Linked DNA regions of Homo sapiens: all the other regions are linked to region 1. The links are chromatin loops, found by intact Hi-C in ENCODE. Cell type or tissue: endothelial cell of umbilical vein. All regions are shown on one strand.

What was found. Hi-C counts contacts between places; a loop is a spot of excess contacts. Peaks named below come from ENCODE experiments on the same cell type or tissue, not always from the same donor. Only the 100,000 strongest peaks of a DNase experiment are listed, where the experiment ranks them.
Region 2: it touches region 1 in a loop (8-fold over the local background); 7 of 110 quality-filtered maps call a loop at or near these places.
Region 3: it touches region 1 in a loop (6-fold over the local background); 2 of 110 quality-filtered maps call a loop at or near these places.
Region 4: a loop joins it to region 1, with 5 times the contacts of the local background. A loop is called at or near these places in 5 of 110 quality-filtered maps.

What each region holds. Positions count from the first base shown.
Region 1 is chr13:95,153,425-95,161,424 of GRCh38, forward strand. ABCC4 (ATP binding cassette subfamily C member 4 (PEL blood group)) reads right to left here. Exons shown (of 31, transcript NM_005845.5): 19 at 7,765-7,911. Among named protein-coding and RNA genes, the nearest start is that of SNORD13G, 53 kb to the right of the region's middle. In endothelial cell of umbilical vein, a CTCF peak has its summit at 3,017 (motif pointing left); DNase peaks (open chromatin) are centred at 847 and 2,967; H3K27ac peaks cover 1,988 bases.
Region 2 is chr13:94,708,444-94,716,443 of GRCh38, forward strand. SOX21 (SRY-box transcription factor 21) reads right to left here and starts at 4,102. Exons shown (of 1, transcript NM_007084.4): 1 at 1,179-4,102. The coding sequence starts at 3,606. The coding sequence ends at 2,776. It overlaps LINC00391 (long intergenic non-protein coding RNA 391), which reads right to left and starts at 58. Exons shown (of 3, transcript NR_170286.1): 1 at 1-58. It overlaps SOX21-AS1 (SOX21 antisense RNA 1), which reads left to right and starts at 4,273. Exons shown (of 2, transcript NR_046514.1): 1 at 4,273-4,950; 2 at 5,195-7,502. It overlaps LOC112268114 (a long non-coding RNA gene), which reads right to left and starts at 5,000. Exons shown (of 2, transcript NR_158368.1): 1 at 4,965-5,000; 2 at 4,277-4,819. RefSeq lists an enhancer at 4,826-5,327. In endothelial cell of umbilical vein, a CTCF peak has its summit at 2,960 (motif pointing left); DNase peaks (open chromatin) are centred at 3,488 and 4,528; H3K4me3 peaks cover 977 bases; H3K27me3 peaks cover 4,938 bases.
Region 3 is chr13:94,856,197-94,864,196 of GRCh38, forward strand. The region is part of intron 2 of LOC101927284 (a long non-coding RNA gene); the gene reads left to right. Among named protein-coding and RNA genes, the nearest start is that of LINC00557, 100 kb to the right of the region's middle. In endothelial cell of umbilical vein, no CTCF peak of the experiment used is centred here; DNase peaks (open chromatin) are centred at 3,245 and 4,935; H3K4me3 peaks cover 207 bases; H3K27ac peaks cover 2,787 bases; H3K27me3 peaks cover 210 bases.
Region 4 is chr13:94,996,875-95,004,874 of GRCh38, forward strand. No RefSeq gene overlaps it. Among named protein-coding and RNA genes, the nearest start is that of LINC00557, 41 kb to the left of the region's middle. RefSeq lists an enhancer at 1-135. In endothelial cell of umbilical vein, no CTCF peak of the experiment used is centred here; a DNase peak (open chromatin) is centred at 3,207; H3K4me3 peaks cover 452 bases; H3K27me3 peaks cover 738 bases.

The sequences.
Region 1 (8,000 bases):
CACGGACATTAGACTGAAGTGGAGAACTTACATATATCGAGAGAGACAGAGAGAGAGAGATACAGGCATATACAAATACATGCAGGTATCACATTATATACACTATAGGAAAACAATTTAACACAGTTAAGTAAAATGTCATCTTATAATTTCCTGAAATATTACATGATTATCACTTTGAACAAAGCACATTCTTCCCTAGTTTTTTATCTTTTTAACATTTTATTGGACAAACACAGTGCTTTCTCTGTTACTAAGTTGTCAGTATCTCCATGTATGATTTATTATGGAGAAAAACCATGAATCAGAACATTCTAGTAGATTAAAAATTATGCCAAAATGATGCAATATTTACCAGCTGTAGACAAGTGCTACAGTAATCGCTTACATACAGATTACTGACAAAATAACAATAGCAATCAAATATATGTAACTACGTAACTATTTAAACTCCTAACAAAGGCTTTTATGATACTATTAGCAGTAAAGGAGCAACTCCCATAAAATATGACTTCGTATCACCCCTGATAAGAGTTTAAGTACATATAACCATTGTTATGTGAAAAAAACATTATTTTTAATTTGTGATAACCCGACAGGATTTAATTACCACACCTACTTCAAACTCTTAGCTGTTTCATTCAAAGCTGAAAAAACAATATTTATGTGGCTATTGAGAATCATTATGATTGATGCAATCTTTTGTGTTATTCCCTTTATAGTCACTTGCATTTGTTATTATTAACAAGAAAAAATGAAAGGGGAAATGTGTGTTTTTGTTTTGCAACAAAGCTTTTCTGGTGATGACTAACTTCTTCCTTTGAACACAAAAAGCCTCTTAAACTAACTAATGTACATATAAATGTGTTCTTTACAATACGCATCAGGCAAGGGGGTGGGAGGGAAAGCCCGCAGGACTTAAGCCAGAATTAAAAGCAATATAGGCAAGATTGAGTACATGAAAGCTGTCAGGACGGTTGTTATTCTCAATTTCTTACAGCTCATCTGCTCTCAAGGAAGAAAAATCATAGTTTCTTTTAACCATATCCACAACAGATCTCACTTGAAAGGAAACATAGCGAGTGATTTGGCATCAATGGGCATATTACCAATTTTCCAGCATCACTACTGAATATTTATACTGGTGACGAATGATGACACTGAGGAAATATTTTAGCACGAAGCTTTGCCTTGTAAATTGTCTGAATGGTGCTGTGTCAAAACAACACCTACCATAAATCAGAGGTTTTAGGACCAGTATTTCTTGTTTAAACATGCTACCTGCTCAGCAGAATCACTTGTGTGAACAGGCATAGATTAATGTGTGCTGGGCAGAGCCATCTTACCCCCTAGCTTATAGAGCTATAATTTAACAAGCCTATTATTGTAGAGGTAATTTTGACAGTGCTGAAATATTATACTTGTTAAAAATGCACATTTAGCACCAACTCCAGTGGTCATTTGAACTGAATAAACAGATAAATAGGTATCCCTACAATTATGTTTCTTCTTTATTGATGACTCTTTTTTTCTGGCAAGGAAGTGGGATATGGACATCAGATTTTATAGAGTATCGCAAGACAGTCTTTCTGATCATATAAAAAGCTCATCATGGAGGTTGCTTTCAGTTCTCCACAAATTATTTAGCAACTTGTAGTGGATTCCAGAGTCCCTTTCCAGGTTTCAGAAACAGAACAATAGTTCAAACCACTACCACCCTCCTCCCCTCAATTCCTGTAGGATGCACATCCTAACTTCCCATTCAGTCAAGCTGGGAAGGAATCATTCTTTTTTTTTTTTTGGAGACAGGTTGGAGTGCAGTGATGCAATCACAGCTCACTGCAGTCTTGACCTCCCAGACTCAAGTAATCCTCCTGACTCAGCCTCCCGAGCTGCTGGGACTACAACCACGCCTGGCTAAAAGCTGAGAATCTTAATCACTGGGGCAACCCTCGATTTTTGATTAGGGAACATAGGAGAATATGTCTATCTTAAAATCTAGTACTAGCATTCGCATTCCATACCTCAGTGACCACAAGCATCTTCCACTGGATTAAAAAAAAGAAACATGGGAAGAAGTCAATATGTTTCTTTTTTCTTTTATCTAGTGTTTTAGCTCTCATTTACCTTAATCTATAAAGAAAAAAGAATGATATGAATCTGGTTTTTTTGTTACACTGTTGAAGGCATCGATGAACATAAATATACATACACACACATACTCCCCACGCACACACTGGAGAAAAACCAGTTGTGTAAAACACACTGGCTGTAACCCAATATTAACTTTTACTTCCCTGAGAGAGTAAACAAACACTTCTACCAACACCAGCTCTTGGGTTCTTAAAGCCAAATTAACAAATTGAAAGCAAGTAAACATTTATCTGGCACCCATTAGAGTCAGTGTACTTAGCTAAATGTTATGTCACCATAATTAGGCATGAGAAAACAGGACAACAAACCGCTCATCTTTTCTCCAAAACAAAGAGTGAAATTGTAGAGACCTGATAAGAATAAAATGTCTCTGCTAACTCTGTTGGCGTGGAAGAAAACTAAAGAAACTAACTGTGTAACTATCTTTCTCTGCAAACTCATGCTTACAAAGAAAACAGAAACATCATACAAGCAAATCATAATGTATGCTTCAGGAATTAAAATGCATCCAACCACTCAAGATGTCAGCGTCTGCCTATTCCAGTTACTAGTCAAGAAGGTGTAATTAGGAAATCCAAAAAAACCCTGTTTGAAATGCTAGGTATTCCAGGACAACATCAGAAAAATATCTTCCACAAAGACTTTCATGTTTCAAACATAATACGCCACAATATTACTTTTTAAATTTCATATTAACACATATCAAGATACAAAGACCCAAGCTATAAAAATAGAATTTCCAAGAAAGCTTTAAATTAAAAACCAGGTTTTGCAATGAGGTGCTCTTACATTATATCACTGAAATACTGCAGATCATGCTGCCCTCTTGTGCTGGATATCAAAAGCAAAATTAATTCTGCCCATGCCAGGAAAACAGGATTTACATTTAAAATAAAAATCATCTCTTAATTTCTGAAGACTTACTCTTGACCTAGGATTTGTGTTACCCATTTATTATGATTGGAACAGAACGGAAACAGGGCTAAGACACACACAAAAACTGACTAGGAAGAGGTAGATGCAGCGAACAGTACCAGAAAATATCTGCAAATGCCCTATTCAACTCAGGTCATAATCAAAATATGAAGGAGGTGTCCGAGGGCAGCTGAAAATGTAAGGCTTCTTAACAGACACACGTGATCCCATCACCAACCTACATCAAAAGAGGAAAGAATAAAAACTAGCAATGGGTGAGAGGAGGATAAAAAGACGAGAAAGGAAAACCGGCTCTTGGCAGGGCGCGGTAGCTCACGCCTGTAATCCCAGCACTTTAGGAGGCCAAGATGGGTGGATCACCTGAGGTCAAGAGTTCGAGATCAGCTTGACCAACATCATGAAACCCCATCTCTACTAAAAATACAAAAATTAGCCAGGTGTGATGGTGGACACTGTAATCCCAGCTACTCGGGAGGCTGAGGCAGGAGAATCACTTGAACCTGGGAGCCGGAGGTTGCTGTGAGCTGAGATCACGCCACTGCACTCCAGCCTGGGCGACAGAGTGAGACTCTACCACACACACACACACACACACACACACACACACACACACACAAACAGTCACCATTTGTCCACTGGTGGTCACCTTGGATGAATGTGTGTCCATTCTTGCTGGGGGCCCAGCCCGCTCCCAACAGCAGACAGAGCATGGTTGCCCCTCAGACCCAGCTCCACATTGCTCGTCAGTACTTGGCTTCTTGGGAAAACTGCTATCTCAGTACCAATAGGAGGTAAAACCCTGTCTCTACTAAAAATACAAAAAAAAAAAAAATTAGCCGGATGTGGTGGCAGACACCTGTAATACCAACTACTCAGGAGATAGACACATGAGAATTGCTTGAACCCAAGAGGTGGACATTTGCAGTGAGCTGAGATCATGCCACTGCACTCGACTGGGCAACAGAGCAGGAAGAAAGGAAGAAAGAGGAAGGAAGGAAGGAAGGAAGGAGAAAAGAAAGGAAGGAAGAAAAGAAAGAAAAGAGAAAGAGAGAGAGAACTGGCTCTTGTCATTCTAAGGCAGCACACTGGTTTGGCTCACATTTTATCCTGCTAGCTTAAGATTTATCAGGTTAACGAAAGGCCAGTAGATAAAAAGGTATTGTATTATATAAACAAAGATGAATTTCATGCAACCATAGGTGGGTTCGAAATGGAGAGGAACTTAATATCTGGCATGTTGGAGAAGCGTGGCCTTCCTAGAAACAGAAACTTCAGGCCGGGCGCGGTGGCTCACGCCTGTAATCCCCACCACTTTGGGAGGTGGAAGCGGGCAGATCACGAGGTCAGGAGATCGAGACCATCCTGGCCAACACGGTGAAACCCGTCTCTACTAAAAAAGTACAAAAAATTAGCCGGGCGTGGTGGTGGGTGCCTGTGGTCCCAGCTACTCTGGAGGCTGAGGCAAGAGAATGGCATGAACCCAGGAGGCAGAGCTTGCAGTGAGCCAAGATCACGCCACTGCACTCCAGCCTGGGTGACAGAGCAAGACTCCGTCTCAAAAAAAAAAAAAAAAAAGAAACAGAAACTTCGCTGCTGAGAAGAAACACAGACCTTCCAGGTTTACCTTCCCCTTCTCCCTAAATCCAAATAAGTGAACTTGGGACCACAGTGGGGCAGTCAGGGGGACCCTTCCAGAAGGTCTGGTTCTCTGAGTCACCAGCAAGGGTCGCCCATTCATTAACCACACAGATGAGGATCTGGGCAGAAGCATGATGAGGGGGATGGCACACTGGGGTGGGAGTGGACATAAAATAATGGAGAAGACATTTCTATGCTGCAGACCAGAGTCACTGAGAATATTCCAGCACAAGGGCACTGGAGATGGGGATATGAGGGACGTCTAGCCAGACCCCCGGTGTGAATCACCTGGAGTTTCTGTGCCAGTCACCATCCCAAGGTGAGCTTACTGGAAACTACATGCCAGCAGAGGTCCTCCCCGTTTCCTAAGTTTTCTAAAACCTGGGAGAATATCAGGATGCTGAGCTCATAGGAAACTCCCCCGGGGCTCTTCTAAGAGCTTGCTTTTAATAACTAAGTATTCAGACATGCTTCCCAGTCTTTCTACCCCACTCAAAGAACACTCTGCAATTCAGGGGGCACAACATCATGCCAGATACTTATACATATTTAACATGTATGTTTAAGAGTACTGAAAAATCGAGCATGCCTGCCTCACTATCATAGAGGGGAATTTTTATTTATATTATAAAGCCGGCTGGGTCCAGTGGCTCATGCCTGTAATCCCAGCACTTGAGGAGACTGAGGCAGGAAGATCCCTTGAGCACAGGAGTTCGAGACCAGCCCGGGTAACATAGTGAGATCCCATCTCTTCAAAATAGAATAAAATAAATTTTAAAAATTAGCTGGCCATGGTGACACAGGCCTGTGGTCCCAACTACTTGGAAGGCTGAGGCAGGAGGATCGCTTGAGCCCAGGAGGTCAAGGCTACAGTGAGCTGTGATCACATCACTGCACTCCAGTCTAGTCAACAGAATGAGACCTTATTTCTAAATAAATTTTATATATATATATATATATATATATATATATATATATATAACTATTGAAGTGCATACAATCAGTAATGTGAATTCTGAGGCGTAATTCACAGATTTTGTGTATCCTTCACCATTGTAAAAAGTGCAAAAATTTTATCTAAATGAAAATTTTAATTCTACCATTAAAAAACTTTTAATTTTTACATTTTTTCAACATCTACCACTAAAAAAAGTAAATAATTCATGACCTCTAAACATTTTGGACAAAGTAGACCTCTCTTGGGGTACTTATTTGGGCTTCTATTTTGTTGAAGGAATAAAGTCATGCTAATAGATATAGGAGGAGGAAGCAAGATAAACACTCAGGTGCTGCTGTAAGATTAGTCACCTCCAAGATTTAGACTGGGTCCCAAATCCCTGAATAATAAATAAATCAGCATGAGGAGAAGCCCACAGGTCTCAAACATGGAGAGGCTGGTTAATGGTAGTCATGAGCATTCCGAGGCCTGTGATAACAGAAAGGCAGTCCCACTTAATGCTCCAAATGTTATGACTGTAGTTTCAAATTAACTGGCAAAGTGGCGCAACGTTACAGCTGTAATAGCGCAGAGGTCCTCCAATGACTTTCTAATAACAGCTGAAATCAGACCGATATTTGTGTGGTCTCTGCAGTTTACAAATCCTTGCACGTTGCACAGTGCTTGGACTGAAAAGTATTTGTTAAATAAATCTACACAAGATGCTTTCCAGAACAGTCTTCTTTAATCTTCACAAAAATCATGTAAAACAGAGAGGGTAGGAGTAATTTCCACCCCACAGTGAAGGTGATTCAGTTCACAGATACATGGCTTCATTGTCACTAACATTCGTTAGGCACTGACCATGTTGCTACACCCAGTTTCATGTGCTAGGAATGTATTAACATGCTTAATTCTCATAAGATTTCAATTTGGTGGGTATGAATAGTATCCCTATTTTACAGATAAGAAAACTGTGACACAGAAAAATTAAGTAACTAGGACATGAATATGAATGTAACTATAATCAGCTATAACAATTAGTAACCAGCACCAGGATTGAACCCAGGTAGTTAGCTTGAGTTCACACTTTGAACTACAGCATCTGCTTGGAGACTTGCCTGTGTAATAGCACCTATGTGCTCTGGCCTTGGTCAAAAAGCTAGTCAATGGCCAGGCCAAAGCTGTGCCTGTGTTCTCTCCAGGCCACCTCCCTGCTTCTATGAGGGCAGTTATCATTTGCACAATGTCACTCAGGCCTCCCCACAAGTCCACTCAACTGAGCAGGGTGGGGACTTATAGGCACAACTAATTCTCCCTAGGAACCCAGGTCAGGAAGGCTAGCCTCAGAAGCAGGACAGATAAGAAGCGCATAGTGCAGAGGCATCAACCACTTGGAAAATACTGGGTATAGTTGGGTATACCTAGGAAACAAGCTACTGAAGATCTATATGGCAGGTTCAACAAAGTCTCTATTATAGAACCAAAAGTCTACTTCAAAACCACAGAGTTAGAAACTGTTCTTGAAGGGGAGTTTACATTTTATCAATCTTGGCTTTTAATTAACCACATATTATCTTTCAGGGAAACCTCACAGTCAGGGTATGTACAAAAACCCTGTGTTTCCAGAAATGAACGGGTTTCCCAATGAAAGAAAGAAATGCACGGCCTGTCTCACGTCAGAGCATTCCTGATTACAAAGATCCCTCTGAAAAATGGCATAACCTAACACTATGTAAACACAGCCAATGTTTAGCAACTATTCAACTACATTTAAACATGTTTACAGGGAATGCAGGATGCTTCACTTGCCTCACAGCAAATGGATTCCTAAAGCATTCTGCAAAGTGAACATTCATTTATTTTTCCACACACATATAAATTGGAATAAAAGATTGTATGCCCCCCCCTCCCCCCGCATATTTAGATTTTCTCTGGTAGGAGAAAAATATCAGTGAAGTTTCTTGTGGAAAATGAATCAACATGCATAGTGATTTTCTTCCCAGCATCCCTTCCATTTTCAAAGATGGAAATGTAATCAGATCCTAAATGTGTTGTTAACAAGACATACTTACTGAGAAACTTGGTGTCAGACTTACCTATTGGATTTCTATCAAAGAATAATACCGGAGCTTTCAGAATTGACTCAAACATTTTGTTGTGCAAAGTTTGTGAAGAGTTAACAAGGACGTAGAATACCAATAGAGATCTTGCTATGCCAAAAAGAACGGTAGCTACAGTTAAACCTGAAATAAAGAAATATCACTTAGAGAACACAGCATATCTCTGCATTTTCTTCAATAGTTGCTAAAGCAAGCCAGGTAGTTTATAAAGA
Region 2 (8,000 bases), 440 kb before region 1:
AGGCGGGGAGTCTTCAGGCCGAGGAGGCGGCCGAGCTGGAAGGCTCAGGGTGGTAACTAAGATTTAGGGCTGGGGTGATTTCCAGCGAGCCGCAGGAAGTTCCGTGTTGAGAAGGGATGGGCTGCTACAAAAGGGAAAGACGAAGCCTTGAAAGGATTTAATTAACCGTGTCAGGGATAATTACCCCTGGACAGTCCAAATTAGTTTTGCATAATCGCTCAGAACCATATGAATTAACTTATAATATTGCAAAGAGCTCAGGGAATAACAGGAGAGGGATCATTTTAATTAGTGAATCAGGGTCAAACCAGCAGAGCCTATTTCTCACATTTCCAAAACTTTTCATGGTTTTTAAAATATTATTCCGTTGGGGGAAAACAATGACTTTAAAGACTTGGGTCGTTTATAAAGACGTGCAGCTCCAGAGATGGTCTCAATGGGGAAACTGGTTTAAGACTTGTATATAGTATCTTGAGAATTTCCATTTTGGTTGCGGGGGGGCGAGATCTTCCTATTTTTTTTTTTCTGACAGTCTTCTATTTCTTGTCTAAAATTAAAATCCTTTATGATTTTTCAAACTTTAGTAGCAATTTGTCTAGCCCTAGAAATCCAACCCTCTCCATTTGAATGTTATACTTCTACTTTAATGCGATTAGCATAACAAAATTAAGTCCTAAAGAGGCCAAAATTTGTACTTTGTCGTTAGTAGTGATTATCCTTCCAAATAAAACCTTAAGGTGTCAACAAGGAATACCCCAAAGATAGGAGAACAAATTACACTGATTTAAGTGGTGGGGCTCTTCAACTAACAAGATAAAGTGGTCAAGCAACTTTCCCCTCTTAAAATGTTACTAGAAACTGGTGAAATGCTTTGAAAGGTCTGGATGTTTTCAATGGGCTCTGTTCTACTGGTTCATGAATGCCTTTTTTTTGTTGTTGTTAAAGCTAATACAACGACTTGGGCTTTTTAAAAATCTTCTTTCCTATTCACGATTAAAAATGTGATAAATCAGGTTTTTGGCTCTGAATAACAATGGCTTGATTTAGATTTCCTAGTAAATCTATTCAAAAGTGAAACAAAGGGTGCCTTTGGAGGATACCTTACACTTCACCTGGACCAGGCACGTAAGGGCAATTCAGATAAAAATCTTGTTAGGAACTCAACAAGAAATAGAAGATTTTTCTTTTCCCTGGTTCAGGCTTTATTTAAACTCTTTGTTCAAAAAAAATGAACAGAGTGATAGTCGGATTCTAATTTACAGATATACCTTAGACGTCTAATATTAAATTAGAAGGTCACACTAGAAAATCATTTACACATAAAGGTTAAAACCATATTTAAAATTTTAAAAACTTTATATTACATAAAGCCAAAATGAAACTAAATACATGTTAGCCAACTTCATTCACAAACATTAGTCAAAATATATACATTTAAAAAGAAACAAAGCTAATAATTGAAGGTTCCTTTTTTCTAAAATGTGTTTTATTGCAATTTGCAAATGAATTGCAGGTGATCTAAAAAATAAGCCAATTGAGGAGGGAAATCCAAAACACATTAAACCAGCTCAACTTGGGAGAGAAATGCTAGCTGAAAATGAGAGACATCTGTTGAAACAATTCTGTGCTTTTTTTCTTCAGTTTTGCTAAATAATAAATATATAATTACCAGACAAAAAAGTCTGATTTAATCTTCGATAAAATTGCGATTCTGAAATAGTTTCGCAATTTTTAAAAGTTAACTTTGATATTCGCTCAAAATGTTTTTGAGTCTAAAGTCGACTCAAACTTAGGGCAACGAAAATAACACATTTTCCAAGCCTCAATGTTTTCACTGACATATACACATTTACAATCTTAAGGTGAACTCAGCCATAAGGGAAAATAGGAGCAGTGCCTTTTTCCTTTTTTGTAAACTGTGTCAGAAATCCAAGCGAGTGGACTCAGGGAGACTTCTAGTAGTTTGTTGTTGTTGTTTGTTTAGGAAGAAAATCCAATTGACAACTTTCATCTCACAAATATTTCTTGTTTGCGTTTCTTGCCCTTGAGAAAGAGCTCTTGCTCTGATTTGCAAATGGCGTGATAAACAAAAGAAACCGTGATCATCTCACACAAAAGGCCAGATTCGAGCCGGTCACTGGTCAAGAATGGATCTGGTTGGGAGTTCTGCTTGAGAGAACAGAGATCTGCAAAGTTCAAATAGTACAAACAGGGAGGCGAGGCTGCTCAGAGCCATCCCACTCCCAGAAACGAATGACACAAGCAGCTTTTCCCGTGTGCCAGCCATTTCAGACCTCACATTTGAACAGCGTGCATGCAACACGGACCGGGAGGGGGTTGGGGGTTGGGGGGCTGAGGGGCGAGGAAGAAGAATGAGAAACAAAAACAAAACCGACCATGAAACTTCCAACAAAACTGGAAAGGCCAACATGTCAAAAAGTTACTCCTCCACCTCCGTGGGTCAAAACGCAACAGGTTCCGAAGTGCAAAGCAAACGCCAACTGCTGCCGCACACAACCGCCTGCTTTCGAGTTGGCTGCCGAAGTGCGGGTCTGAAATGATCCTGCGAATTCACAGGCCTGCTCGCCCGCGCCCTTGCGCGCTTGGCCACTCCTGCCCCGCCTGGCCTCTCTGCCTCTACCTGGCACCTATACATTCTATGTACATACAAACCGGGCCCCCGGTCGCGGGAGGGCGCACGGGGAGGCCGCAGCGCTCGTACCTATACATATGTACACGTGTGCACACCGGTCCTCGCGAGGCGGCCCCGCGGGGTCATAGCGCGGCAGCGTAGGCCGCGGGGTAGGGGTCCAGCTGGGGCTTGCCCATGCCCGGCAGCAGGATGTAGGCGAGCGGCGGCTGCAGCCCGGGGCTGGGCCACGCGCTGCAGTTGCACGGGATCATGTAGCCCGGGTTGCCCGGGCTGGGGTGCGAGTGCGTGTGCCCCCCGGCGGCGGCGGCCGCCGCTGCAGCCGCCGCCGCCGCGCCGTGGAAGGCGCCCGCGCCCGCGGTCGGGTAGCCCAGCGACGACGCGTACGGGAGGCCGGACGAGGACGACGAGATCTCTGCCATTTTGGAGCCCAGGTCGAGCAGCGAGTAGGGGCTGCCCGCGGCGGCGGCGGCGGCGGCAGCGGCGGCGGCAGCGGCCGACTGCGGGAAGAAGACGCGTGCGGCGGCAGCGGCGGCGGCCGCGGCCGCCTTCTCGGGATTGGCGAGCAGCGACTCAGGCACCAGGCCGCCGCCCGCCCCCGCGTGCAGCCCGGCGCCCGCCTTGAGCGCAGGGTGCTCGGCGTCCGCCACGCCGCCCAGGCCGTAGGGCACCGGGAAGGCGAACTTGTCCTTCTTGAGCAGCGTCTTGGGCTTGCGCCGCGGCCGGTACTTGTAGTCGGGGTGCTCCTTCATGTGCATGGCGCGTAGACGCTTGGCCTCGTCGATGAACGGCCGCTTCTCCGACTCTGTGAGCAGTTTCCACTCGGCGCCCAAGCGCTTGCTGATCTCCGAGTTGTGCATCTTGGGGTTCTCCTGGGCCATCTTGCGCCGCTGAGCCCGCGACCACACCATGAAGGCGTTCATGGGCCGCTTGACGTGGTCCACCGGCTTGGACATGCTCTCGCCCTGCCGCGGCTGCAGCCCGCCGCCTCCCGGGCCCTCGCCCTCGGCCCGGAGGAAATCAATGTTGGCTGCCCGCGGAGACCCGCTCGGCCGGCCGGGGCTCGTCGCGCCCCGGCGTCGCTCCCGCCCCGGAGGAGGGGGCTGGGGGACCAGCCCAGGGCCACGCCGCGCCCCGGGCCGCCTTAGTGTCTCCGGCCGAGCGCTCGAGCAGGTTGTCTCTGGGACACTCTAACTTCTCGGCGGTGCCCCCTCCCCGCGGCGGCAGTTTGCCCTTTACGTTCTTTGGGTCCTTCGTCTGCAGTGGCGTTTGCTGGTGAGCTCCCCGCAGGTAGCGGCGGCCGGGCAGAGCGCTCCTCCTCCTCGGTCGTTCTCTCTTAAATGCAAAGCGTCCCCAAAAGTTGCGTCGCGGAGACTCCTCGAAGTTGAGCCGAGGAGCCCGCCGCCGCGTGCTGCCAAGTGCCAAAGGGGGCTCTCAGCGGCTGGAGTGTTTGGGTTCTCCTCGGTGACTTTCTCATTTGACAGAAGCAGATGGGGGTGGGGAAGGCGGGGAGGTGGCCCTGGAGGAGGAAGAGGAGGGGGAGGCGGAGGAGTGTCCAGGCGTGCCACGAGAACGCAGAGCGCAGCAATGGATATAAATACAAATACAGCAGCACCAGCCTGTCTTCTTGGCTCCGGGCAGGGTGCGCCGATGGGAAACCCCCAATCGGCTGGGTGATTTTTTTTTTTTGGAGGGGGGAGCTGTCCCCCGCAGCACCTGCCTCTCGAGTCTTCCTCTCCCGCTGCTGGACTGACGGGTGGGGCGAGGAAGGAGGGTGGATGAGGCTTGAGCAAGCGTTGGTCGCCCGGCCTCAGAGGAAGTTCTCCCGGCTCGCCGAGGAGCCGCGTCCGGCCGTCCCCTGGGCCATGCCGGCTCTGTTCGCTCCGAGCCCCTTCAGGCGCGCCTGCCGACTTAGGGCTCCCGGAGCTCGCCGGCCGCGGAGGGCAGCGCAGCCTCCACGCGGCGCCGCAGGCCTGGCACCGGCCGCGTCCCCGCCTCGCTCTTCTCGGCAGCCGCCTGGCACTTGCAACTAACTTCGCCCAAGTTTCCTGCGCCGCGGCGCCCCTCTCGGCGCGCTCCTGGGAGCGTGCGCCCGCGAGTCCGCCGCGCCCGGGGCCCCTCTGTCCTCGCTGCTGTGGCCAGAGCCGAGCCGGCGCAGGGGCGGAGGTGCTGCAGGAGAGTTAAGGAAAACGGGCCATCACCTCAGTTCGCAGGTCCGCGCTGTGGCACCTCCCGCTCTCCCCACTCCCGCGGCGCAGGGGGCCCCTTCCCAGCCCAGGCCGCCCTCTGCACCGGCTCAGGTGAGTGTGGCTACCTGCATGTGTGCGCGCCCGGAGCCGGCACTGGGTGTGCATGTCCAGCCGCGGCTGTGTGTGTATATCTGGGGGCCTGCGGAGGAGGTGGAGCCCAGGACTCGGGGAGGGAGGAGGGATCAGCGGAGCCGCCTCCCGCTCCCACACCCCCAGGACCTCGAATTAACAGATCCCCTCCGCCCCCCGCCCCCTCCCAATCCTCCTCCTCCCACTCCTTTTCACTTGAGAGCAGGTTTAGGCGAGTGGAGAGTCCGGAGCGCGCCGGGGAGTCTGCGCCCTGTTTGGCGTTGGCAAACCCTGGTGTCATCCCGGCTACCCAGGCCGGCCTGGCGTGCAGCTGCCCTGGTTGTGGCCCTGGAATCCTCGCCGGGAGGAAGAAGGCGGCGGGCACGAGTAGGAGAGCCTCTCCAGCTACGGAGGAAGAGGGTTAAACCTGGAGAAGGGGAGACTCACCCTTGAAAATGTTTGAGACTGTTCCTAGCAAGAAAGTGCTCATTTTCCTTGGAGGTCCAGGTGTTGCTTGCAACAGAAACAGAGGCTTCTCGCATTTTCTTGCACTGGCGATGCACCTAGTCAGAGGTAGTGGAGTGAAAAATAACTCTGGAGGGAATAAGGACATTCTTGGCAACCTTTCCAAAAAAGAGCTAGCCCAGACTGAGAGTATGCATCCTTGACTGACTATTCAGCTCTTTAAAAATTCTGTGTTGTTTGTCTTTTGTTGTAATCTTGGTCGCCAGAACCATCTATATACTGATCTCTTTAAGGTACAGTTAACTTACAGTGTCTCACTTACATGCGCTGCTGAGGTGAAGGTGTTTAAAATCAATAAGTGTAAGTAGTTTCCCTGGAAGAGAGAAGTAAAACGTACCAATCACTCAGTGCTGGAATATTTTTATGCTAAGCATAATTTCCTTCTTTAGTAGTTAGAGCAGTTTTTTAAAAAAAATAGTTAACACGATGCAGAAGTCAAACAGCATGATTCTGTTTCCGTATTTTCCTCACTTTTTGGTATGCTGCGGCACATTTAGAACATGATCTGTCTGGAGGTTTTATTCACATGGTGGCCTGCCCTTCAGGGAGAACTTGCTTGCCTTCTTTCTTTGGCAGTTTGGATTTGACCTAGCCCTGTGGTATGTGCAAGTAGGAACATCTACAAACGGTTAACTCTTTAAGTCTTCCTACGATTTATGTTCAGTTCATTCACACACACACACACACACACACACACACACACACAAAAGCTTTGATTGTAATTATGAACGTGAATTAAAACTGTTTCAGGCCATCAGATTTATGTAAAAGTTAGGCTTGTTTTGTTCATTTTAATAAAAGAATAGTGACTTAAAAATTACAGTCGTGATAACAAAACTGTGAACAGCAGTGGCATCTATGTGGGTTTTTGTTTTTCTGAAGATGTCGTATTGACAAGCTTATTTTGTATCGGTTATGCCCTTGCATTGTTAAAATAATTGGACTGATTTCTCCAGAACCATATTCCTTTACAGGCTCTGTAAAGACACTCTTGTCATTCACAGACTCTGGCTGGAGCAATGGGAAAACACTAGCATGTGTAATTACATAGACTGGAATATTAAATATACTGTTTTGTGATGATAAACTACAAAATTATCGTCCCTGAGCTTTTCACCTACTGACTTATAGGTTTGAGACAAAAATACTATACACTGGAACATAAAGAACATATGTATATATAGGCCACAAAACATGAAATCTGTTATTCACTAAATATTGTGAATAAAGTTAAATTTAATCGTGAAAATTATTTTGACACATAAAAAGGGAGAAGGATTGTGAAAATGTGTTTTATATTAGTGAGTTAAGTGATTTTATACTATTCAAATTTAAGTGTAAAAATCTACTGCAATAAATTATTACATTAGAAATGTTTGTATATATGATTGAAATGTATGCTTACATGTGCAATGTCTTATAGGAATAATATATGTAAGGTTCCTTGGCTATAGTTTTTTCCAGTATACATTTACAATATTGTCTGTCTAGTGATATTAAATGAGCCAAATTTGAACACTCTCAAGTCCAAGAATGTTGAACTGTGGGAAACAAAGGTGTCATAAGAAGAAAATGACTATTTGTGTGCTTGTCTATTCACCAAATGAAACTTCCCACATTTCAAAATAGGAAAGATTTGGTTTTAGTTCTTGGCTTCTAGGGGATCAATATTCTTGGCCTAACCCTTCACAACCAAAGAAAGAGCCCTCATAATCGGCCATTCATTAAAGAAAGGCAATGTGGCATTGCTGTTATTAACCAGCCTTCACACCTCTTGCCTGAATCTGGTTGAGCTTTTAACAAAGTAAATTTTCAAGCCATTTTCATTCATATGTACCAAAATGTAAATTTGCTTTTAATTTCCTCATATCTTGTGTTTGAATTGATAGAGGTATATTTTTATTCTTGCTCAGTTTTGTCCTAAAGATTAAAAAAATCCCAGCATATAGGAAATGGAATAGTCTGTGTGAGTGAATAGTGAAGGAAAATAAATTGAAAGAGAATTGTAAGTTTGATGAGCTTTATTTTGTCAACTCTTGATTGTAAACACCTAAAGAACAGTATAGATTTGATCGGTAGAATTCGTGTGGGTCTGTATTTCCCTTGCGGCCACAGTGATATATGTGATCGCAAATGTATCTAGTCGGAAACTGAGTGACACTCCCTCAGAAAAAGTTGTGGGCCTGTGTAAATTGAGTTTCCTCTTTTCCCCCTTCAATTCTCCCCAGAAAATAGTCTCTTTTCAATTCTAAAACTTTCACTAGGAGGCAGCAATGAGATTGTTGGGGAATAAAAAATACCTTGGCAACACGACAGGCTGGCTTGCTTGCTTTCTCTTCCACAAGGGAGGGGAGAATTCTTGGGTCCCAATGTGAACAGAATCATTGTCCCCCATCATTTCATCCTCCTCTCTCTCATTGGATTTTCACCTAGGTGGCTCATTGTCACATTTTTCTAGAACCATAGGGATGATAAAGCAGCAAGCCAATGGGGTAATGAGAGGTGAC
Region 3 (8,000 bases), 300 kb before region 1:
ACAAGGCATTTGATGTCATGGAAGGCAGTCTATTTGATTAGTAAGAAGTGGGCTCTGGTGCTCTATGTGGACAGAGAGGAGGGGTGGCTACTTTCCTGACCACATACTCCCCAACTCTACAGGTCAGTGTGTCGTCTGGCCTCATCCCATGCTCAAAGCCCCCAAAGGGCCCTGACTCTGGTAGTTAAGTGGAGAAACAGGTTAGGTAAGGAAGCAAGTCCCAGTAAACAGGGTTTGGTGCTCCTTCTGCCCTGTTTTTCTGGAGGAAATAGCCACTTATGGCTGAGGGTCTTCTCTTCCAACCACCTTGTCCATAGCAGGACCAAAATGTAGACAGTGATTAGAACATTGTATATGTATATGGTGGAAGACCCAGAAGGTTCTTTCCCTGGCTCCAAAAGCAGTGGCAATCCCATCAAAGCCTTGGAGAAGATGATCACTTCACAAGCAGGGTGTTTTTTAACTTGTATTTTAGGTTCGGGGTACATGTGCAGGTATGTTATTTGGGTAAACTTGTGTCACACGGGTTTGTTGTACAGATTATTTCATCACCCAGGTATTAAGCCTAGTACCCACTAGTTATTTTTTCTGATCCTCTCCCTCCTCTCACCCTTCACCCCCAAGTAGGCCCCAGCATCTGTTGTTCCCCTCTTTGTGTCCATGAATTCTCATCATTTAGCTCCCACTTATAAGTGAGAATATGCGGTATTTGGTTTTCTGCTCCTGCATTGATTTGCTAAGGATATGACTTCCAGCTCCATCCATGTTTCTGCAAAAGACATGATCTCATTCTTTTTTATGAACAAGCAGGATTTGTTCAATTGAAGCTTTATCAGTTATATCCTTCCAACACACACACACGCACGTTATCAACCATCACTGAAGTGACAAATTTGCTGCATACAGGGTTGTCCTTGTGCATTGAAGAGTTTGCAGCTCTCTTTGGGGTGTGATTGAAGCTGTAGAAGGTTATCCAGCCACCGTACTAGAAATCACCCCCATTGGAATAGTTTCTTCTAGTGAGTACGTTGGCTCCAGAGAATCTTCTCAAGGTGTATGTGTGCTGGCCAGAAGAAAGAGGTAGTACATTTACTTGTCAGCATTCTGCTATTACTACCTTACACATTAACACAATCAATGTCTCAGCCCAGTCAGCTGCCACCAGGCAGGAGGAAGAATAGGAAGCTGGAATTGGAAAAGACCCTGTAGGGGGACCGGGCACCTGGAGTACCAGTAGGAAAGCTCTGTAGGACAAAGTTCTCCTTAGTGCTTTTTTCTGGGCCTAATCTACATATCCATTTTAAGTCCATCAGGAAAATAAAGAGTAGTCTTGAAACAGATTCTTAGAAAAGGTAGAAATGAATTTTCTGGAAGCCTTTGGAACTTGCTCATGCAATTAGCACAGTGGGCTCTGTTCCTGGCTAGTTTATAGGATTTGAGGATGGTTCTGCTTTTCCTGTTTTATTTTCCCACCCCCATCTGATAGAGATCACACATCTCCTTATAAAATATACTGAGTGCAAAGCCAGTATACACCATTGTAATATCACACAAACATGCAGATACAGCCCAATCCCTGTTCTCCGTTTCCAACCACAGCCAATCATCAAACTGGTCTCCTGCCAAACCAGTTCCCGCTCTTGGTGGAGAAGGGAGACAGGCTGTACGATGGAAGACGAGGGGACTTTGCCCGTCCCTAACAATCCATTGAGGTACCTCATTTGCTCTGTGTACAGCCATTATTTGAAAGGAACTACCAAACAAAGTCCAGAACCTTTAGCAAATGCAGCTAAGGCCATGCGATTCCCCATTCCCCCCACATTCATTATTCTTCTTCTTAATCCCACATTCGTTGCTTTTACCCAGCTGTCAGTAAGCCTCTCTGTTACCATTGCCTGCCATCCTAGCCACTCTCACTAGAGAGGGATGCCATACTCACTGAAAAACAGCATGATTCTAAAAAAAAAAAATCTATCGCAATAGTAAACATTTGAAAGCCAGTTACAATCATCTTTTGTTGTGTCATTTAGCTCGATGGCTCATCAACATCAATTTCTAAACAGAACTAAGAACAGATTCTACTTAAGCCAGTGGATTTAAATGTTTTCCACTTCAAACCTTATTTTATTTTGATTTTGTCAATAGGTCAGCCAATACCAACATATAGTAGTTTGCCAATACTATAGGCAGCTAAAAAACTAAAGTGCAGCCATTCATTCAAAAATTACTTATACCCTGGCTATTGCAGTGTGTGGGCTCAGGGAGAGCAGAGGCCATGCCTGCCTGGTGACCCTGCCTGCCTTGGCGTATATGGCATATAGCACTGTGTCCAGCCTTTAGGGTAGGTTCAATAAATTGTTTCTTTCTTTCTTTTTTTTTTTTTTATGAAGTTTCACTCATGTTGCCCACGCTGGAGTGTAATGGCACTATCTCGGCTCGCTGCAACCTCTGCCTCCTGGGTTCAAGTGATTCTTCTGCCTCAGCCTCCCGAGTAGCTGGGATTACAGGCGCCCACCACCATGCCCGGCTAAGTTTTGTATTTTTAGTAGAGACTGAGTTTCACCATGTTGGTCAGGCTGGTCTTGAACTCCTGACCTCAGGTGATCCACCCACCTTGGCCTCCCAAAATGCTGGGATTACAGGCATGAGCCACTGCGTCCGGCCCAATAAATTGTTACTGAATAAACAATAGAGTGTAATTGGTCCTCTGCTAGGCGTTAGGGACTAAGAGGTAGGAGATTGGTTCTCTAGAGATTCCACATATAGTGGAAAAGAAATATGCTTTGAGTTAATGTCCTAAGCTTTCATCAGGAAATCCAGCATGCAATAAACACATGACAAGGTCAGGAGATGTGGATGCCAGATGCGCTTCTTCCACAAACAAGTATTGTGACTTCTGACCCTGGCAGTTAACAGGCCCCAGTTTTTCCTTTCTAAAAGTAAGGGTGCTCGCTTAGATAAACCCAAAGAACCCTTCTCAACTTTTTTGACTGCATGAAAATGGGTCAAGTTGGACCAATTCTCTGTAGTCACTTTTCTGTGTTCTGCAGCCTTTGGATAGATTCGTGGGATATGGGCTGGTGGATGAAACGCTGGCCTGCGAGCAGAGGCACGTGTGTTCTCTTGGCTGGGTGATCCAGGGAAGAGGGAGCCTGCTGCTGTGTCCTGAGGAAGCCGCTGGCAGGAAGGGGTTATGTAAGCACTTTGCGGAAATGTTGGTGAGGCTGGATGTTTTCAGGCCTTCTGCAGCTCTGCGTTGCTGGGCAGCAGTTGGCTGGCTTTCACGGCCGTTATCACGCAGGACAAGCACGAGACTGTCCACCCCCAAGTGCAGCTGCAGAGCTCTGGGAGGACTGGCCATAGCACCTCTCTCAGCCATTGGAGTAAGCCCAGGGCTGTTCCAATGGGAGATGCATTTCCGCACCTGCTTCTTGTCCTTAGCAACTTCTCTTTGTTGTTGTGCCCCAGAGGGGAGACCCTGTTACACATGCAAAATGCTACTCGAGGAGGGTGGCAGACCAGGCCATCCTCAGCACAGCCTGCAGCAGGATAAGGCCATTACTCTCACTCCCGTCAGCATCAAATCACACCAATCTAATTTAAAATAAAAGGCGTAGAGTTTGCCATTATTATACTTTTGCCTGACAAATGTTCCCATAAAGCTGTATGCAAGGCATAGTCCAAAATAGATGGCACCAAGCTTATTATGAATTCAGCCCCTAAATTTTAAGTTCAATGCTGTGTGAGCCACCTCATCTGATGCCTATCATCTCACTTCAAAAATTGAATTGTGCCCCAGCTTGCCAAACGAGCCCATTAGTCACAACGTCAGGAAGTCCTGAAATTTCCTGGTTACTAAAGAAGATACATTAAACAAACAGAACAAATCAGGATGATGTTTGGATATGGTTCCTGGCATGGCTTTTGACACCTCAGTTTCCCCATTGGTAAAATAATGACCAGAGGGTCTTGAAAACCTGCACAGAAACCTACCACAGATGCAGCTTGTACTGTTATTATGCCGTTCCAGCAGGCGTCGAAGCCACAGAGGGACACCGAATTTTCATTCAGACAAGAGTGCGGTTTAGCAATGTAGTCATTCTGGGCCATTACTTTGTAATGAATTCACAAAGTTTCTGCAGGAGCATTAAAATGAGATGGCTGCAAAAATATCAAGAAGAGCCACCGAATTCCAGCTAAACACATAAACACATTTATAGCATACACACGCACAAGCCAGTGTGTTAAAGGGACGGCAGAGCATTCCAGAAACTGGCAACGAAAAAGCCACATGGAAAACCTCAAGTTCAAACCAGCATCGCATATCTGGGTTAAATGTGAAGGCAAGGATTGGTGAAGTCACACCCGAAAAGCCTTCCATTTTTAAGGAGCCGAGCGTAATTTCAGTGGTTCTGCGTCACTGACATTTAATGACATGTTATACAAAGTTCCGTAGCACAGAGCCTCTTTTGTTTTTAAGACACGAGAAAACACCTGTGATGTTGGCTTGAATAGCCACTGTCACAAGTACTGTGCAGTGGAAGTCAGAAAATATGGGTTTGAATTTCTGGACCAGTTAAGTGTTTGTATTCTGTGGTCCATTCATGCTGTCGCTATAACGTGGATGTAAAAACGGCTACTGGAATCCTGTCTTTATACTTCCTTAGTCTCTGACACTAAACATTTTTGTCTAAACTTCTCTAGTCCTCCTGTTTTTTCCTCTTTGTTCCTTTCGTCTGCTGTTTCACAAAATAGGTGGGCCTGTTTTGTTTTTTATAGAGCAGACATAATGCATCCAGACAGGGAGGGGGAACAGAGAAAGGAGGAAGGAAGAGGAAGAGACAGAGACCGACAGATAGTGAGAGAGAGAGAGAGAGAGAGACAGGAAACATGTCCCTCTGTTTTGTTTCATTTTCTTTTTTTTGCAGCAAGCCTGCCTACATTTATTCAGTGATGAATCAGCATCAGGAACTCTCCAGCCACTAGGAATAAAAACTAAACTTCCTGTATAATTGAAAACTACTTCAAAAACAATTTATGTTTGTCTGGCATCAGCGGCAACCAGAGAGAAACCAGGGTTATCTGCAAAGTCACGTAACGTATCGAAAGGTGCTGAGCTGGATGAATCCTGTGTCCCTCTTGGAGCTTGTGGGGAATCTTGTGAAAGTTTGTGTTCAGTGAATGCTGTTGCACCATCACGTTCAACGGCGGGCAGAGAGGAGTTGCATTGTGAAAAGTGATAGCCCTCACCTAAGTAGCATTTTGATGATTATACAGAATACCACTGAAGGATAAAGACACTGGGCTCTGATTATAATTTTATAATTTATATAACATGGCTCACAATTTTGTGTGTTTTCAAAATAATTCATCTTTTAATTCAATAATTAGTTTTAAAGGTTTAATTAGGGGGAGCTATCTGCCAACTGCGACGTGTAAATCACTTCAACGATCGAGACCTCTGATCTGAATTCTTAGTTGGATGGCATGAAAAATCAGAAAACTAAGCACTATTAATATGTATGTCCTCCTCCAAATCAGTGATTTTTATGATATTTGAATGCAAGAGTTTATAGGTTGGAAATAATACATATGCTTCTTATTTTATACGTGGCACCACAAAATTAGCCAGTCAGCACACTCCGTATAAATGCATAACATGAAACAGGAAGACCTCAGGGACCTGGGGCAGAAGTGGAAACAGACTCTGCCCTTTATATTCAATGTGAAAATATTTTATTTGTGCCAACAAAGCATTATTCATAAGACAGCTTCAGAGCTGTCATATTTGAGATAAATTTCACATCCTGCCTCAACCTTGCATTTTTCCCTGAAGGTGGGATAATTTAAGAATAAACGTACAGGAAACATTCTATATTTTGGGAGCATCTCTGAAATGAGTTGTTAGCAATCACGTCCCCTGGATTCTCCTTGATACACGTTCATTTTCTTCACCTGCTCTTCCAAATTAGCATCCTCTTTATTCCGACATTTTCACATTAGCAAAAGTTACAGGTACTAACAGTGTCACAGAAAGAAAACCTAGCCATTCCAAGAAGGCTGCTGAGAAGGCTGGTGGCAAGATGAGAATGGGGAGGAGAGAGACACTGTCTAGCAGTCTAAGTGCGAGCTCTCCTTCCCTCACCTGTGTTCTCGTGCATCTGTGCTGGTTCCCTGTACAGCTGCTGAGCTCCCTGCCAAGCTACCTGGGAATGGACCCCTGTTCATTTTAGGCGGGATGGCTGCTCCGCAAGCCCCATCTGTCCAAGGCTCACGACAGGACCAAATGAGAGGCAAGCATCAGATACCGTCTGCTGATACTGGCTCACCAGGGCGAGCTCATCTTCTGCTTCTCCCCGAGAGACTAGATGCCTAGAGCCTCCCAACTCTGCTGCTCTGCTGTGTTTCTTGACATAAGACTAGCTTGACATGGCGACCTGGGATTACGATCCTAGTTTATAACAATGACTGTTAGAGGAGGCAACCGGCATCTTTGTTCACCCGAGGGGGCTAAGGTTTGTACGTACAGGTGTCACTGCAGCAAGGGTTGTGGTCCTAGCTGCTCAGGCATGTCCTGTTCTCTTTCCCGTGTGTTCTGTGTGTCAGAACCCAAAGCAAGTGGACACAGATGGTGGCTTGATGTTAGGGATGTTTGTTGATTTGTTTTCATTATTGTTTCTAAAATCTATAGGCAGAATTTATTTCCTTAGTAGAGTCTTAGTACATTCTTTCAGTTTATTTTAATTTCACTGGCTTCTTTCCCCTCGGTGTTTCTAAGAGTGTTGCTTTTGTAACGGAAAAAAAGAAGAAAAAAAAAGAAGCAAGGGTCTTATAATGACTTTTAGTAGAAACTGATTTCTATCTAACAAATCCTTGTTATAAGAGGAAATGGTTAAAAAACAAACAAAATACCAGGAAGATATTTCTTGTTATCCATTTGCTAACTTGTAACTGTTAATAAAAACCCAGCCCATCATGTATGCACACAAATGCACACATCGTTTGGAAAGAGTCAAATTCAGTCCTACCATATTGTACTTTTTGTCTCCAAAATATTTCCTGATCCCTGGAAAGAAAAGAATGCACACCTGTGCCTCTGAAGCTTTGAGTTCAAGTGTCTCAGGTCATTTCCCACACATTCTGTGGACTGTAAATTCCAAAGAAAATCAGCAACACAGCTAAAAATCACATTGGTTTTGTTACTCTGAAGCTTCCTGACCTTGAGAAATAGTTTTTTCTGGCATGGAGAAAATACAAAAAGTAGTTCCCTCTTCCAATCTGCACAGACTTCAGATGTCATTGCTATACCATTTACACGTCATAAAAAAAATGCTATACAAAGAATTTATCTAAATGTGGCTCTTTTGGTTTCATGCCATCTGCATCTTTTTAAGTCACTTAGAAATACTCTAAGTGAAATACTCTAGCAGAATTAACCTCTGCTATCTTGACATTTCTCAACTACCTAGCTGAAGCCTGGGAACCCATTTACAGAATATGTATGGTTTTTAAAGGGTTAAGGCAGAAAATGTCTGAAGAAAATCAGCTTAAGTATGTTTTACAACAAAACATGTTATTGTGGGTATTGGAGTTAGGTTATGATAATGAATTTCAGACTCAAATATTTTCTTTGATTGTCACAAAAACATGTGAGGAGCCGTGGGTTTGTTTTCAGTGTTCAGCATGGAGTTAGTTGTGTTTCATTACCAGAGGCTAACTGTATGAGAACTGCTTTCACATCCAGAAATCTTGAGATGGTAAAGGGAATCGGGGGTTGGGGGAACCCAAAACACCCTATGTGGATAATTATTTAAAAGAGGAAGGATTAGCAGTGGCTGGTGGTATTTAAATAGTTTTTGAAGTGATTTAAATGGTGGCTCAGTGATTGATTCTGGTGCCCATACATCAACCCGTCTGAGGTTAAGGCCACTTGTTTCTAAGTACCTCCACAGACCTTTCCAAGTGGATAGGAAAATTTCTTTGGTGGTTTATAAGGGTTC
Region 4 (8,000 bases), 160 kb before region 1:
AACTGCTTGAAACTGGGAATAAGTCAGTCAGAGTTCTGGAAGCTGAGAAGTCTAAGATCAAGGTGCTGGCTGATTTGATTCCTGGTGTGGGTCCTTTTCCTGGCTTGTAAACAGACATCTTCTGGATGTGTCCTCTCCTAGAGGCGGGGGTGGGGGTGGGGGTGGAGGTGGAGGTGAAGGTGGAGAGGGAGGTGGAGGTGGAGAGGGAGGTGGAGAGGGAGAGGGAGAGGGCATTCTGGTATTTTTTTTTATAAGGGCACTAATCCCACTGTGATGACAACCCCATCCTGATGACCTCATCTAACCCTCCCAAAGTCCCTACTTCCTCATACCATCATACTGGGGGTTAAGTCTTCAACATATGAACCTTGGAGGACACAAACCTTCAGTCCTTAACACTACCCTATGTCCTCAATAAAGTAACATAAGTACTTTACAGGAAGAAAGCCAAATCCAGGATAAAGAAATGAGGCAAGAAACAGTGATGAAGTCCAGAAATTGGGTAATGCATATTGTTAGAAGTTGGTAAATACTTACACTGATAAATTTAATTTCTGTAAAATAAAAAGCAACCAGTGCATTGTGTTTTTCTAAAAGGTGGAGTGTTTAATGAGACAACAATGAAAAGTCTTTATATCTAATTGATGTTAAAATTTAATTGGCCATTGCCTGATTTTTTTTTTCATGGTAGCTATAATTTCTTACAGCCTCAAGCATTACACAATAAACACTCATTTTCATGACCAGTTTTTTAAATAAATCTTTTATTTTAGAATAGTTTTAGATTTACAGAAAGTTGCATAGACCCAGTTCCCTCCATTGTTAACATCTTACCTTACTACCGTACATTTATTATAACCAAGGGACCAATGTTTGCACACTATTAACTGAACTCTATTGTTTATTTGGATGTCAGTAGTTTGTTGCTAATTCCCCTTTTCTGTTCCAGGATCCATCCAGTTTAACCTATTAAATTTAGCCATCATCTTTCCCTAACTGCAATAGATTCTCAGGTTGTCCTTGTTTTTGCTGACTTTGAGGGTTTTGAGAAACACTGGTCAGGTATTTTGTAGAACATTCCTCAGTGTTGGTTTGTCTGATACTCTCTGGTTGGACTGGGGTTCTATGTTTTGAGAAGAAGATCACAGGAGGCTCTAGGAAAGAGTCTGTTTCCAAGTTCTTTCAGGTGGTTGGCAGAATCCAGTTTCTTGCTGTTTGCAGACCAAGGCCCCTCTTTCCTTGTTGGCTGTCAGTGAGGCTGCTCTCAACTCCTAGAGGCCACCCACATCAAAGGCCGCATGGCTCCTGCCATTTTCCTCACATTCAGCCTGTCTCATACTTCACGTTTCTCTGGCTTCCAGGTTTCTCACTTCTAGACCCAGAGATCGAGCATACAAGCATCTCCCCATCTTAAGGCCAACTGATTTGGAACCTTAATTACATCTGTAAAATATTTTTACAGCAACACCTAGTTAGCGTATGATTGAATAACTATGAAAGGTATGTGCATATCAGAGCCAGGAATGTGAGAACATCTTAAATTCTGTCTAACAGAGAGAGAGAGAGAGGAAGGAGTGGGTGTGTTGAGAGAGAGAATGAATATCATGAAGCAGCATCATTTTGTGTTTGTCTCTCTGTTTGCTCTGGCTTTATTTCTACTTCTATATTTCTTTCTCCCAATCTCTCCCCTAACAAAAATTATGTGCATGGGTTTTACATTGTAGTAAAATTGAATTATAACATTAAAATACTGGCCAGGCACAGTGGCTCACACCTGTAATCCTAGCACTTTGAGAGGCCAAGGATGAAGGATTGCTTGAAGCCAGGAGTTCAATATCAGCATGGGCAATATAGTGGAATCACATCTCTACAAAAAACTAAAAAATTAGCCAGGTGTAGTGGTTCATGCCTCTGGTCCCAGCTACTTGGGAGGCTGAGGTGAGAGGATTGCTTGAGCCCAGGAGGCTGAGGCTGCAGCGGGCCATGATTGTGCCACTGCACTCCATCCTGGGCAACAGAGTGAGACCCTGTCTCAAACAAACAAACAAAACCCTAAATTAAATTAAAAATCAAATTTAAAAATTGAAATACCCTTACATTCATCTTGTCTGCAGATTTTCCAACTTTGTGAATAGTGGGTTTTTTAATGTTCCTAAAGAATGTGAATCTGCCTGACAAAAGGATTCTCAGACTGTCACCTTCATAGGTAGCTATTTTTTCTTAATTTGTATGCAAGGATATACAGTGGGGCCCTTTGTATCCACGCATTCCACATCCAGTTTCAACCCACCTTGGATAGAAAATATTTTAAAATACAATAAAAATAATACAACAATAACAATACTATACAATTTAATAAAAATACAGTATAATGATACTATAAAATAACAAATACAATAAAAATAATAAAATTCAAAAAATTCAGTATAACAACTATTTACATAACATTTACATTGTATTATATTGGGTCTTGTAAGTAATCTAGAGATGATTTAAAGTATGAGAGGACTGTATAGATTATATGCAAATACTATATCATTTTATATCAGGGACTTGAGCATCCATATATTTTGCTATCTACGAGGGGTCCTAAAACCAATCCCTCCATTGGATACTGAGGGGCGACTGTATCTTCTTCTAAAATGTATTTTTAAATTACATATGTAATACAGATCAATATTAAATATATTAATACAGAGAATACTATTAAAATATAATTAGGTCCCTTTTAAAAATGGTAGTGTACACCTGGGGAAGCCAGGCGGTCACCTGATGCGTGACTGCATGGTGCCTGTGGATATGCCAGCAACATTTGTCAGTTCATGGTGGTATGCTGTCTATTAGATAACTACCAGCCTGTCATTTCAGCACATATTTGTAGTAGTATTCAATATTCATTATATGTTAAAACATGTATTCTACTCAACTTTCCACATGGAGCTTTCTGAAAGATGGCAGTTTAAAATCAAAAGCCAACTTTGTGGCTCTGAACAAGCACAAAGTTGAACAGTTCAGAATGAAGAAGAATAATTTCAGCCCCAGATCCTGAAAAACTGGAAGGTGAGCTATCCAAGATGAAATAATTAATGATTTTTGGAGCACCCCATTGCAAGGGTACCCAAATATTGCAAAACACGCCATTTGTGTTCTCCTTCCCTTTGCTACAACACCCTCTGTGCGCCAACAAAAACAAAATGAATAGACTTGATGTTGCAGCTGATATGAAGTTCTGACTCAGTCCCATTGTTCCAGACATTAATACATGATAGAGATGTAAGATAGAGTTCACTAAATACCTATTCAATATGTTTGTGTTTCCTAATAAAAAGCATAAACCAAAAGATTATTTTATCTTTGATATAGTTCATTCTCAATCAAATCAAATCAAATCTGTTATTAATTTTCCACTATAATGTGTATTAAAAGCATATAAATTATCAATAATAAACATACAACTCACAAATTAAGCAAAAGGTTTGAACAGACCTTTCACTAAAAAAGAATCTACAAGGCCAGGCACAGCTATCACATGTTCCCACTCATATGTGGGAGCTAAAAAAATTGATCACCTGGAGGTAAAGAGTGAAGCGACAGACACCGGGGACTAGGAAAGGCGTGTGAGTGGAAGAGACGGATGAAGAGAAGTCAGCTATTGGGTACAAACAGATAGAAAACTAAGTTCTAATCATGGAAGAGTACTATAGTTAACAACAATGTATTATACTTTTAAAAAAGCTAGAAAAAAGGACTTGAAATATGCCCAACACATAGAAATGGCAAATAACTGGGGTGACAAATACCCTAAATACAAATTCCTGATTTGATCATTACACATTCTATGCATGTGATGAAATTTTACATGTACTCCATAAATATGTGCAAATATAATGTATCAAAAATAAATCCCTGGCCAGTCACGGTGGCTCACGCCTTTAATCCCAGTACTTTGGGAGGCTGAGGAGGGTGAATTACCTGAGGTCAGAAGTTCGAGATCAGCCTAGCCAACCTGGCAAAACCCCGTCTCTACTAAAAAGACAAAAGTTAGCCGGGCGTGGTGGCGCACGCCTGTAGTCCCAGCTACTCAAGAGGCTGAGGCAGAAGAATCACTTGAACCCGGGATGCAGAGGTTGCAGTGAGCCGAGATCGTGCCATTGCACTCTAGCCTGAACATTGAAAGTTGGTGAATTTCATTTTATATAACACATGCCTTAATAATCCCGAGTAGCTGGGATTGCAGGCATGCGCCACCACGCCCAGCTAATTTTGTATTTTTAGTAGAGATGGGGTTTCTCCGTGTTGGTCAGGCTGGTCTCGAACTCCCAACCTCAGGTGATCCACCCGCCTCGGCCTCCCAAAGTGCTGGGATTACAGATAGCAGCCACTGGTGCCCGGCCATTTTCTCCCCTTTTTTTGTCTCTCCTCCTTAGAATTTGTCATCAGCCACTATGAAAGGCTAAAATAATAATTCTACACCAAGACCATATTTGTCCAACTGACATGGCAGTCCTGGTTTTGGAAAGTCTGTAACTCCCTAGTCCTACAGAATTTTGTCCCCATGCCCATTGCCTCCATCTCTTAACTAGTGTCTGGCCCCCATCTCTCCCCATTTAGATCCATTCTCCATACATGCCAACATTACCTTTCTAAAAACCAAGTCTGATCATGTCAATTTTAGGTTTAAAAGTTAAACCTTTTGCTTGATTTCCCCCACTGTTAAAGATAAAGTTGTGTGTTGTGCCAGTTAGAATTCTTAACAAAAATTCTTAATTCTGTCTTCTAGCCTCATCTGCCGCCTTCCATCATGGACCCTCTGTTCCTTAACAGTGCATTGCCTGTTTCTAGGTTTTTGCCGTGTTCTTCCTCCTTTCCAATATGCCCTCCCTGCCATTCCCTTCCTTCCCATGTGCTGTCTGGCTTGGGCCCCTACTGCTCCTCTCTGAGCAAGGGGATGAGATTCCTCTGATGGTTTGGGTCAGTAGTTCTCAACTCTGATCAGAATCACCCCTTATTCCAGAGATCCCAAGTCAATAGATACAGGAGTGGCTGCACGTGAGAGAATTTCTTGAAGTTCCCAGCTGATTCTAATGTGCAGCCAGGTTTGTGAACCACTGGCCTCAGCCCATTCAAGACAAGTTGCAGCCACTGGTTGGGAGAGCAAGGGGTGGATGGATGTTGGAAAGGCAGACACAGTTCCCTCCACTAGTACCAGGATGCCTGTACCACTGGGCTTTATTAATAGGGCAAATGCCCCTGGAGGAGAGCCGCCCTGAATTCGTTAATATTTTAAAGTGAAATTGTAGTCTATGAATCCCATTTCCTATGTGAATTTGAAAAACAACACTACATGTTTTCTAGACATTCCATTTGGTTTAGTCTACAGGTGATGCCTGGTGAGCATATTTATCGAGGGGATGCTTCCGTCTCCACAGTTCTTTGCGGCTTTTGTCCACTAGATGGGAACCAACTGCCAATCTCCCTTGGCCTCCTGTAGAGATAAGGGATGGACCATCATAGTAGGTAAATGAGTGATCAGTCCACCTTCCTTGCAGCGCCCAGAGTCCCAGAAGGTTACCTGTGATTTTATGTGTGCACACACACACATGTACACACACAGGGCTGCCCTGGGTGCCTGCGGCTAACACGAGGGAAGGCGCTCAGGAGCCCACGAACCGCACGAGTGGGGAGTGGCGGCCAGGAGGGAACCAGGCAGCATCAGGCCCACTTTTGTGGGAGGACTGGATCCCTTTAAACTCTATCCAGGCCTGCCTTGCCACCTATTCCCTGCGCGCTTCATTTTCTTTTCTTGCGATCGGTGAACTAACAGGGTGCAGATGCAAAAAAAAAAAAAAAAAAAAAAAAAAAAAAAAAAAAAAAAAAAAGAAAAAGAAAAAAAAATTCTAGAAAATCCCACCCAGGCACGTCCCTGGTCAGGACTTTAGACCCGGTGGCTACCACGTGGCCATGGCTAGCTGTGTCCACACGGCCCCTCCGAAGCGCCTTGGCCCCAGCTGCACTCTCCTCGCCCCCTTCCTCCCAGTGGGAACGAGCCAGCCAGCGAGCCCTCTCCCCACGGGTGGCGCCCGCACCCCTCCTTGCCCCCGGGCCCCGGCCTGTGATCGCTTTCCAGGGGGCAGGCGAGCTCCCGGGCCGGCGGCAGAGGGCGGGCGCCTGTGATCCGTGGCCAGGGAGCGCGTGCGCGCCGAGCATCTGGGGGCGCCCTCCTGTGATCCCCCGCCAGGCCCAGCTCTGTGGCAGAGGCCGTACACTCGGCCTCCCGCCCGGCCCGGGGCCCGACGCTCCCGCGGAAAGCGGCCCGGGGCAGAGGATCGGGGAACCGGGCTCAGCCCGGTGACTGTGGCCCGGCGAAGTCCCCCCGGAAGCCTCGCGCGTCCACCTGCACCCAGCCCCTGACCTTCCCAGCGGGGAGCTTCAATGACCACTCGCTTCCCACGGAACCAGGGGGCACTGGGCCGCATGCCACAGAACAATCCCCTTGGGGCTGCTCGTCATATGCCCAAGAAAAAAAAGACATGTGTGGTATCTTTTCCTTGCGGAGCATGCGCCCCCTTGGAGTGGAAGACCTCTCTGGCATGGTATTTTAGTTCAGCAAAGGGTGGTTATCAAGACAGGTGTGAACAGTTTAGCAAGAAAGACACATTTGTCCCTTAAATGGCTCCCTGTGCAATCTGAAAGCAGACAAAAGCCTCACATTAGCATAGGTTGTGCAAAGCCACCTGTTCAAATAACTCAGGCCAATAGTGAAAAACAGCCTTGGAAAGAAGAAAAGAACTCAAAAGCAGTGCAAATACTTGAACACAAGTTGAAGGATTAAGCTTCATCACAGAAACAGGCAGGGAGGGGAGAGGCGTTTCCCGCTGGTAATAAAAACTTGTAGGGTTTATTTTTAGCAGCTGGTTTGATTCCTTCAGATAATGAAATAGCAGCTTTCATAATAGCCTTGTCAAAATAAAAATATGGGAGCAAAACCCAGTCCGCTCAAATCCAGCAAATATTTGTGTTTGGAAATCCTGATTTTGAGCCATGGGTGAGCAGATATGATTTTGTCCACAAACAACAGCAAGGCCCTGGAGAGGCTGTGTCTGCAAGTATTGTTACTGCTTGCTGACGGTCCAAGAAAACACAAACATGGTTTCATCAGCATTCACTTTTAATATTTTTGAAATGCTATTGTACATTTGATTTCTGGCGTAAGAGAAAAGCGGGGGAAGGAGGGGGGAGAAGGCGGAGAAAGGAGCCAAGAGAAACTTGACTTGGGGAGAGTGAGTGGGAGATCAAAGCTTGGCGGTGGCAAAGTGATGGGGAGGACCAGGGCACAGCAGTGTGGGAACAGAGTGCATTGATGCAATGGGGATGTGAGCAAAGGAGTGGCAAGAGGCCTCTGCCCTGGGACCCACAGGGTAGAGGACGCCCTTCTAGCTCTCCCCGAACCTTTTGGTCCCCATGGGGTGAAGTATCTGAGCGCCTGGAGAATATATCCAGCTAGAGACCATTCCTTCTAGGCACTTGCTGCCAAAAGTGAGGTCCACGAACAAGCAGCATCAGTATCACCCGGAGTTTGCTGGAAATGCCCTGACCCAGATTTACAGCATTTTGGTAAGATTTCCAGGTGGGTTATATGCACATTAAAGAAGCAATGATCTAGGCTCTGTAGTGTAGCAAGGATCCCAGAATGGCCTGCACAAAGGCCTCAGCCCACTTCAAGAACCTGTGTGGGCCTGTTGCCTGAGTCCATCCTCAAAAGGGTGACAGCACCAGGCAACACGCCCAGTGTGAGTAGCTCTGGGCCTGAGAGGGCTCATTAGTGAGGCTAGGGAAGAGTGGCAGAATTGCTTGTGTCTTCCGGATGTCTTTACTTGCATACATGAGGCCCTTCCACGTGGGGGCTGTGGGCATGGACAGTTCTCCCCATGCCTCCATAGTTCAGCACAAAACTTAGAGTCCAAGAATTCTAAATTCAATTTGAGCCTGCCAGGCAATTA